Regions from separate parts of the Homo sapiens genome. Here region 1 is linked to region 2. The links are chromatin contacts, found by Hi-C or POLR2A ChIA-PET in ENCODE. All regions are on one chromosome and are shown on one strand. Each heading gives the region's core, a stretch centred on a gene start or an enhancer-like site at or near the end of the contact. The rest is flanking DNA. Distances are from core to core; before and after follow the strand shown. Region 1 overlaps STN1 (STN1 subunit of CST complex). Region 2 holds the start of NEURL1 (neuralized E3 ubiquitin protein ligase 1).

Region 1 (4,806 bases), core at 748-3,247, 390 kb after region 2:
GCACAGGCCAAGATGTGCAGGAAGTGACAGCCCTTCTCCATGTCTGCAGGAAAAAGGTAGGTGGCTGAGTGTGGACACAACTGTCAGGCCCTCCTCTGTCCTCTCCATACCTGACTTGGCATCTGCATTCTGACCAGATCCCCAGATGATCTTTATGCACATTAAAGTCAGAAATGCATGATCTACCTGATCACAAAAACAAAACAGAAACACCTGTTCTCAGGCCCCTGATGTCACCACGGCGACATGGAGCCACTGCTCAGGGACTCTGAACTTCAACCTTCAAGGATTCCCAATCAAAGATTTTTTTATCTGTAACCTAGTGGATTTTTAGTGCTTGATAAACTTTTTTCTGTGGGGTAATTACATGTATAAGTGTAACGTATTCAGTGCCAAACCTCTAGTTTCTCAGGGAGGAGCCCTCTTGAAACTCACAGCAGAGCTGGTTTGCTGCAGCCTCCGTATGCTTCCCCCTAAGTCCTGATTTGATGCGGCTGCCTGGTGAGAAGGGATTCCTACCTTTGGCCTGTTCTCATTCCTCTCTTCCTGGCTTCCAAAAGTCTTATCTGTGATGGTTGTATTCCTAGTAACCTCTTATGCTCTGCCCCAAACTAAGACCATCTAGTATACAACAATACAAATTCAGAGTTAGTAACCTCTTTCCTAGTTGAAATCAATGACTTAAACGTTGGTAATGAGAAAATGAAATAACTTTTATCTGAAGAATGCAAGTCCTTTTAATTATCAGGCCCAGAGAGACACGACCATGAAACGGAAATCACGCCCTACTCCTACATATTCACCTCGGAAACTGCTTGCTATTGGCACAAGTAGTTATAAATTAGCCTAATAATGCCAAATTGAACACTATAATCCACACCCTATGGCTTAACAATGTATAGCCAGTCACCAATCAATGTTATCTATAAACCAATGAGAATTCCTGACAAACAACTTTGTATCAGCCCACTCCCTGTCCTCCTTTTTGGCTTTTAAAAATCCACTTATGGGCTAGGTGCAGTGGCTCACGCCTATAATCCCAGAACTTTGGGAGGCCGAGGTGGGCGGATCACCTGAGGTTGGGAGTTCGAGACCAGCCTGGCCAACATGGTGAAACCTCCTCTCTACTAAAAATACAAAAATTAGCCAGGTGTGGTGGCATGGACCTGTAATCCTAGCTACTTGGGAGGTTGAGGCAGGAGAATCACTTGAACCCAGGAAGCAGAGGTTGCAGTGAGCCGAGATTGCGCCACTGTACTCCAACCTGGGTGACAGAGTGAGACTCCATCTCAAAAAAAAAAAAAAAAAAAAAAAAAAAATCCACTTATCACTGCTGCTAATCAGAGTGTATATTCAGAGAAACCTGAATCTGTGCTCCCCAGCTGCAATCCTGAAACTTGGCCCAAATCAACTCTCTGCTTGTATTAATTTTGCCTCAGCTCCTTCCTTTTAGGTCGTCGGCAGTAGTCAAACTGGGGGTTGTGCCTATTAGGGGATAACGAAACCAATTTTTGTAGGTTGCGATCAGCAACTTTTTCTTACCAAACTCAAAGAGAGCAGAAATAGAACGTTACAGAATATCTTGCATTGTAATTTGGATACATATTAATTCATGAAACTTAATTTCATATACATCTTATGCATTAGAATTATATAATTTATTGGGTCATGATGTAAAATGTATTTCTAACTTTGAGTCAAAGTCAAACTTCTTTACCAAAAGCAAACCCTCTCCAGTTGTCACAGTTTAAAACTCCATGGCAGGCGCAGGCATGGTCTCTCTCTGCCGTATACCCAGTATCTGGCACACAAAAGGTGCTCCACAAAGTCACTGAAAGTTGTTTACAGATGAAAAATGCTTTAGGCTTCAGGAAGGTGCTCGAAGAGGTATTGCGGTGTGAGGCAAAGCACGGTTCAAGGTTTGGTGCACTTCTGTAGCTTTGGGCAAGCCATCCCTAGGCCTGAGTGTTCTCAGCTGTGGTGAAAACCACTTCCAAGGCCCTTTCCAACCCTAAGGTTCAGAGACTGCTCCTGGGCTAACAAAAATTTGCTAAATTCTGACCTCTAGTGGCTGTGTCCACTCATTACTCCTTCCAACTGGGATTGCTGGCATCTATACTTCCAGGCTGTTTCTTCAACATTCACTCCATAGACTTCCTGAACACCTACTATGTGTGCATTGCTGAGCAAGGAGGAGCAAGTAGAGCTTGGCAGACCTGGAGCTGCCACTGGAGTCCACCACACCAGAATTCAAGCCCTGGCTCTACAACTGGGACAAAGTCACTCCCGGGAACAAAACCACTTCCTTCTCAGGGTGGCTGTGTGGATGAGAGACCAGGGGGAACTACTATGATTTGGTTCATCATATCCGTAATCCAAGAAGATGAATGTAACTTAGTTCCTGCTCTAGAAAAGCTTCATCCCTTCCCAAGAAGAAAAGCCTCTCAAGGAGGAAGAGCTGACCAGCAAGCAAGGATAGGTTTGATGATGGAGGGTGAGGGGCTCCAACCACACAGACCTGCACACGGTAGGGAGGAGCAGAGGGAATTTAGTGCTGCTCAGCTTTTAGTTTCTGCAAGGCCTGGATGCTTGGACCCAGGGCTCAAGGTGACTTACAGGCATCCATGGGGCCCAAAGCAGTGATGCTGACTGTCTCAGAGGCCTTCAACTATTTAGTCAGAAAGGCTGTTCTGCTGAGGGTTATCTGGTGAGGCTGTTCAAAAGTGATCTCCAGTCACTTCGGTAATGTGAACTTAGACTCCTCTCTATTTTTAATTTTTATTTTTTGTAGAGACAGGGTCTTGCTATGTTGCCCAGGCTGGTCTCGAACTCCTGGCCTAAGCAATCCTCCCAAGCATTGGGATTATGGGAGTGAGCCACTGTGCCTGGCCTTAGATTCTTCTCTAAGTGAGAAATTATTATAAAACAGTAAAAGTAGGAAAGGCCAGCAAGGAGCTCCCCAGGGGTTAGTACAATTACATAATTCGACTCTTCTGGAACAAACCCACAAGCCGAAGCAGACTTTTCTGAAAAGTGTTTGCCTGGCAGACATAGTTATCTTATGACGGATCACTATGAGCGGTGATAACTGCGCCTTATATTTTCCCAAGAACTTTCACATGTAGCCTGATTCATACTATACCCCATCATACCTCCACCAGAAACCACAAAGGCTAATGTTCTAGAGACCCAAATGACATAAAGATACATTTCAGATATAACCTACTACTATAACTACAAAAGGTTAAACTTCTTTAAGTCTTTTTTAAAAGTTTGTCTTAAGTTTAAAAAAAAAATCCTCCAGTATAAGTAGTGTTATATGGTACTCAGTTTCTACCAAAAGCAGCAGTTCTCTCCAGCTCTGGGATAGTAAAAAATGAACCTGAGCTAAATACATGGGAGATTTTTGAAAAGCTAATGGTATAAAGTAACATTTAGTGAAAGGCTGCCATTTTGGAACTCATCAAATGTTAATTTTCTTCGGTGTGAAATGATTTGGTGATCAAATAGGAGAATTTCTGCATGCTTAGCAAATACAAACTGAAGTTTTTAGTCAATCTAGGTGAAGGGTATATCGGTGTTTATTGTACCAGTCTTTTAATTTTTTTTTTTTTGATAAATTGGAATATTTTCAGAGTAAAAAGTTAGAGATAAAAAGACATGTTCAACATAGAGCTCTTTTGGATAATTTGCCATTGTTGTACCCATACTGAAAGCCAAAATCCAGATTTTGTCAACTTTACTCCAACAATAATACAGCAAAATCCACATACAGATTCTATCTGAAACTGCCTCCTTCCAGATCAATATTAAACCAAGTAGAGGGTGAGCCTTCAGGCCTGCAGGCTAGAGAATTAGGGGTTACCACTTGTGCCATTAGGAAAGAGAACTTCATTTTTATTTAATACTTTTTGGATCATAATTATGCACTGAGTACTCTTCTAACTTTCTAAATGCCAATTCATTTACTTCTTATAAAAACCCATCTTGTAGGTACTATTATTATCCCCACTTTGCATTTAAAGAACCCAAGGCACTTGCCCAACATTACACAGCTAGCAAGTGGCAAAGCCGGGATTCAAACCTAGGCAAGGTGGCTCCAGAGCACAGCTCCTCACAATGCCGCCACATTGCCCATCTTCAGAGAACAAGTATCAATCCTTCAGGGACCTAAGACAGGCTTGATGTTCATAGTCCTTTCATTATTGAAGGGTTAGCCTTTGTGAGACACTCATAAATGACTTCAAGTCCTTCTACCAATCATCCTGACAAGGAAAAACTCCAGGCTATATTCTGTTTGAAAGGCTAGAAAGGAACTAAAGGCCCAGTAGGTATGGTTAGACTGAGGGTCGGATATTTACCTATACATGTAACAGCATGCTGTCCAGCTAATGAAAAGACGTAGGCACTTTCATGTGTACTGTTGACCTCTAGAAGGCAATGTTAGATCTAAAATACAAGGTGTAGGACAATGTATATCGTCGGCTAAACTTCACTTGTGTTTTCTGTCAAGGATAAATAATATGATATGTTTGTAAGTGCATATCTGTATAGTTTATCCCTGATAGAAAACACATATCCAACAGGATATGCAAGTAACTAATAACAACCACTGCCTTTGGAGAGGGGAACACAGAAGCTGGGGCTCAGTGCTGGGAGGGAGTCTGGCTTTTTGGAGTGGATTTTTGCACTGCTTGGCTTTTCATGAGGGGCATACGTTACTATTCTGAATTGCTATGTTATAACATTATGAAGCGGGGTGGTCACAGCAGGTTCCAACACAGTCCTTATAACATCTTTTATCAG
Region 2 (4,629 bases), core at 202-2,701:
GGCCGGGTTCGGGGCTGCCTTTCCCTCCAGATTCCAGAGAGACAGTGGCTGTCACAGATATTTCTAGCTTGCCTGGAGTCCCAGACATTTAAGGGTAGAATGCCTGGAATGGGGATGGAGAGAGGAGAGTAGGAGAGGAAAATAAAGGGTGGTTCAGGAGGCTCTGCCCCCAGGGATCTCAGTGGAGCCTCCTGGCCCACAGTGGGAAGCATGCATTCCACAATTATTTTCTGAGAATCTGTCACATGCCAGGCATTCCCCCAGTGGGTAAGGACACCCTGGTGAACACGACTGACCTGTGCTCTCCCCTCACAGAGCTTATGTTCTAGCAGGGAGGCAGAAGATAAACGAGGAAAGGCTACTTGTAAACAAGTTCCATATAAAAGCTATGATGAAAATAAAATGGAATATTGTGGAAAGTGACTGACAGTGGAGGGGGTCCTTTAGTTGGGGCAGTCAGGGAATGTCAGGACACGAATTGTGCCTAGATAATGAGGAGCTGCCAAATGGAGACTTGGGGGAAGAACCTTTATTACAGAAAAGGATACATGAGATGTCCCCCTGCCCACCCATGTCTTCACTGGACTCTGGATCTGAGTTGCTGAAGCCAGAGCAGGGAGCTAGAGATGACTTAGAGGAGCAGGAAGTCTGATTCCCTGGGGGGAACCTTGGAACATCTTCCATCCCTGATAGACCAGGAGAGATGCCCCGGGTCCAGGAAGGAGAAGAATGACTTCTGTTTCCCTTCCTGAAGGCTTCTTGGTGCAGTGTTGAGCTACAGGAAGGCACTAGCCACATGAGCAGGGCCCTTGCTGAAACCCCCTTCCTCCAGGAAGCCTTCTTTGACTGCCATAGGCTGCAGAGGCTCCTCTCCCCCACCTTGTTATAGCTAACAGAACCACTCAGTTCAGAGCTGGTGGTCTTCTGATGATCTGTCCCGGAGATCTGTTCCCTCAGCTTGGCCAGAGCTCCAGGCTTGTGAGTCTGGTCCGCGGGCATTCAAAGGCCCTCAGTGGCATCTGTGCATCAGTGAGACTGCCCGGGGTTCCTGCTCTGAACCCTTGCCCTAGTGCCCCTAGCCTGGCTGAGAACGGAGGGTCAAGTGCCGGGGTTCTAATCTCAATTACTTTATCCAAGCATCCGCTCGCTCATTTACATGTTTCCCTGGGCTCTCCACTCTGCGCCAGGCCCGGTACCTGGAGCTAGGGAAACCGAACATTAGTGCTGGCTCGCCCGCCCCCGCATCCGGGGAGCTCGGCGTTCTCGCGGCCCTGCTCCCCTTGTTTTCAAGTGCAAGTTCCATGTTTCCGTGCTGGGAATAAGGCCAGCCCCGGGTGCCACCATACTCGCCTGATGTCTTACCCCGACCCGCGCCGCCGAGAGCTTGCGGCTACGGGAACGCGGCGCGCCCCGGGGCCACATCTGGCCTAGCGGGCGCGCGCGTGTCACTAAGACGCTCATTCACCGGCGCAGCTGTCACCATAACAACCGGAGCGAGGGAATCCTGGAGACTGCCGGGGCGGGGGGCGGGGGCGGCGGTCGCAGGAGGGACCCGGCGCGGGCGGGACCGCGGCGGTCGGGGGACACCAGCTGCGTCGGAGCGCCCAGAACGCCCCGCGCTCCGCCGAGCCCCGCTCCACGCAGACCCGCGGGCGGGAGGGAGCCACGCACATCGCCGCCGCGGCCGTCTCCGCGGGGCGGTAACCGAGCCTGCCTCGGAGCCGCCGAACGCCCACGCCAGCGACCCTGACTCTATGGCCCCGGGGGAGCGCGCCGGAGCCGCCGCGCCGCCCACCCCCAGCCGGAACCCTAGCGTCCCGGGGAGCAAGCGGGGAGCCCCGGGCGTCCCCGGCCCCGGCCCAGGGCCCTGCTTGTGGCCCCCGCTCCCGCCACGGGGCATGGGAGGCAGGTAGCCCAGCCTGCGCCAGGACACCCGTGGCGGGCGGAACCCGCCAAGGACCGCGAAGTCCAGAGAAAGGAAGCTGAGGAGCTGCCCGCCCGCCCCCGGCTGCAGCCCCAGCAGGGCCCTCCCCCGGTGGCGCGCACCCGCGCGCGCACACTCGCACACCGCACCTCAGCGCCTGCCCGGCCTCGCCCCCACCCGCGAGCGCCGAACCTCCTGGGGCCGGATGCCATGGGTAACAACTTCTCCAGTATCCCCTCGCTGCCCCGAGGAAACCCGAGCCGCGCGCCGCGGGGCCACCCCCAGAACCTCAAAGGTAGGCTCCCCGGCCGAGCGCTGCTGGAGGACTGGGGCGCAGGTGGAGGGCCAGGGAGGTGTGGTTGGGGAGGGCGGGCAGACGCCACCTGTTGTGCGTGTCTGGAGGCCGGAGATGCACCTCTGGCCGTGGAGTGGGCTGGGGGTGGAGGGCAGCCGGCGATGATGGTGATGGAGGATGGCGTCCCGCGGGGTCTGCGCAGTTCTGTCTGCTGGCACTGGGAACGTCACTGGAGTCCCCTCAGGCCATGGTCTTAGGCGAGCCTGAAGAGATGGGAAAGGATGTTTGCCAGGTCGATAGGGGAGTGGGGAGTGAGGAGGGAAGCTTGGGTCGTCCGTGTCTCCAGGGAGGCACCTCGATGGGTCTCCTTTCCATCGGCCCTAGGGCTGGAGAGACCAGGCTGGGAGCACTAGTTGCATTTCCAATGGGAGGGTTTTAAAAATTCAGGACAGGATTACAGCAGCCTGGAAGAAAGGGTCAGAGCTGCTGGTTCCTGGGGTCCTTTGCAGCCGTTGGGTTTTTGCATCCATTGAATTAGTTTGATTTCTGGTTTTCCCAAAGACCAGATATCCAGTCAGAGCCCTAGAAAAGAGGGTCTGGGAGCCTTGAAACAGAGGGACATTTACTAGGAATGTCTTTGCTCTTCACCTCCCCAGATCCACTCAGCACCCTCAGGGTGGCCCTAGGCCCAGTCTCCCCATTCGGAGCCTGCCATTCCTGTCTTGGATCTTCCAATGCTGTCTCTGACCTTTGGAAGACACTGCTGGGTCCTCCCGGGCCCTCAGACCCTACTAAATTCCTTCCGGAAGGTGCTTTTCTGTCACCTCAGAACCAGTGGCACTTGTCCTGGGCATGATGGCTAAAAGCCAGGAAGGGAAGCCCTTGGGCTTTCAGAAAGAATACCCCACTTCCTAAGCTCCTCAGGTTATGAGAAGGATAACAATAGTGCCCTTTAACACAAGGCATCGAACTTTCTCAAACACATTTTCAGTGAGCATGGACACTGCTTGGGGTAGTCAGCAGAGCAGAGCTAATCACACTATACCCATTTTACAGATGAGGAGAACCAAGGCTTGCTTCAGGTTCCCAAAGCCAGCCAGACCTCGGCGCTAGGTGCTAGGCTGTAGACCCCTATCTTTTGACTTGGAATTCTGTCCCTTCTTTTGCTGAACAGTTAACTTTTAAGACCAGGGAAGAGGAGGAGAGATAGGACCACTGTCCTGCATTCTAATACTCCAGCTCTTTCAGAACTTCAGCTTTCACTTGGCTCAGGAAAATCAGTGGATTTGTTGTGTCTTTCTGGAAATTAATATGGCAATACATGTCAAGATACTTTAAAAATATCAATTTGTTGGCAGGGTGCGGTGGCTCACGCCTGTAATCCGAGCACTTTGGGAGGCTGAGGCAGGTGGATCACTTGAGGTCAGGAGTTCCAGACCAGCCTGGCCAACATGGCGAAACACTGTCTCTACTAAAAATACAAAAATTAGCCGGGCATAGTGGTGCGTGCCTATGATCCCAGCTACTTGGGAGGCAGATAGGCAGGAGAATCCCTTGAATCTGGCAGATGGAAGTTGCAGTGAGCTGAGATCGTTCCACTGCACTCCAGCCTGAGCGACAGAGCGAGACTCTGTCTTGCTAAAAAAAAAAAAAAAATCAGTTTGTTGACCTTGTAATTCTACCTTGAGGAATTGATACTAAGGAAGTGGAGATGCAGGAATATATACTTATGGCACTAGGCTAGGATGTTCATGGCAGTGTTATTTATACTAGGTGGATAACCTAAATGCTCAGTAATCATGGTATATATTCTTGGTAGAGTACTATGCAGTGATTACAATTATATTTGTGAAGAATAGTTGATGACTGTGGAAAATGCTCACAGTATAACGACAGAATACAAAGTTGTGAAGACTGTATGATCCCAATTTTGTTTAAAAAGTGGTGTGAATGCAAAAAACCCCAACAAAAACAAAACAAGCAAAAATGCTTGTAAAGTTTCCAAAGGGTTAACAATTATTTCCTCTGGGTATAGGATCATATGGGATTGCATTTTTTCTTTTTTATATTTTGCTCTTTTCTAAAATTTCTATAATAAGGAAGTATTATTTTTGTAATCAGAAATAAGCTATCAGTGTTAGCAAGTATGAAGACTGTTTCTGAGCATTGGAAACAGATTCCTAATGAACCTATGAATATCGTTCAGCTCAACCTTCTCTGCAAGTGAGAATAATGAGGGAAAAGAATAATTATTTGCCCAAATTAAAGTGGCAAAACTTGGCCCTGTCCTTCAGGGGGCAAGGGTTAGCTGGGGGCAGGGGTTAGTTGGCCCTTAATATTCACAGACTATCTTCCTGAGAAGGTCTTGCTCCATCCTTGACTCTGTGGAAACCCAGAGAGCTCCCAACTA

The links. A loop is a pair of places that touch in the nucleus more often than their neighbours do. ChIA-PET counts read pairs that join two places held with the same protein, here RNA polymerase II (POLR2A). Pooled maps may share reads with other maps.
Region 1: a loop to region 2 is called in a map of mammary epithelial cell, with 6 times the contacts of the local background. The contact joins the enhancer-like site here to the promoter of NEURL1 in region 2. A Hi-C loop is called at or near these places in 1 of 168 maps with a recorded cell type or tissue (mammary epithelial cell) and 1 of 50 pooled maps. POLR2A ChIA-PET finds 5 or more read pairs at or near these places in 2 of 52 experiments (BJ and WTC11).

What each region holds. Positions count from the first base shown.
Region 1 is chr10:103,882,799-103,887,604 of GRCh38, forward strand. STN1 (STN1 subunit of CST complex) reads right to left here. Exons shown (of 10, transcript NM_024928.5): 10 at 1-43. Among named protein-coding and RNA genes, the nearest start is that of SH3PXD2A, 30 kb to the left of the region's middle. Within about 2 kb of position 1,998, at least 2 of the 41 ENCODE cell types and tissues checked have a DNase peak (open chromatin) inside an H3K27ac peak, as active enhancers do; they include mammary epithelial cell, where a contact is called at or near this core.
Region 2 is chr10:103,492,254-103,496,882 of GRCh38, forward strand. NEURL1 (neuralized E3 ubiquitin protein ligase 1) reads left to right here and starts at 1,452. Exons shown (of 6, transcript NM_004210.5): 1 at 1,452-2,219. The coding sequence starts at 2,135. It overlaps NEURL1-AS1 (NEURL1 antisense RNA 1), which reads right to left. Exons shown (of 4, transcript NR_120675.1): 3 at 2,308-2,482. RefSeq lists silencers at 1,661-1,810, 1,821-1,950, 2,031-2,130 and an enhancer at 1,797-2,346.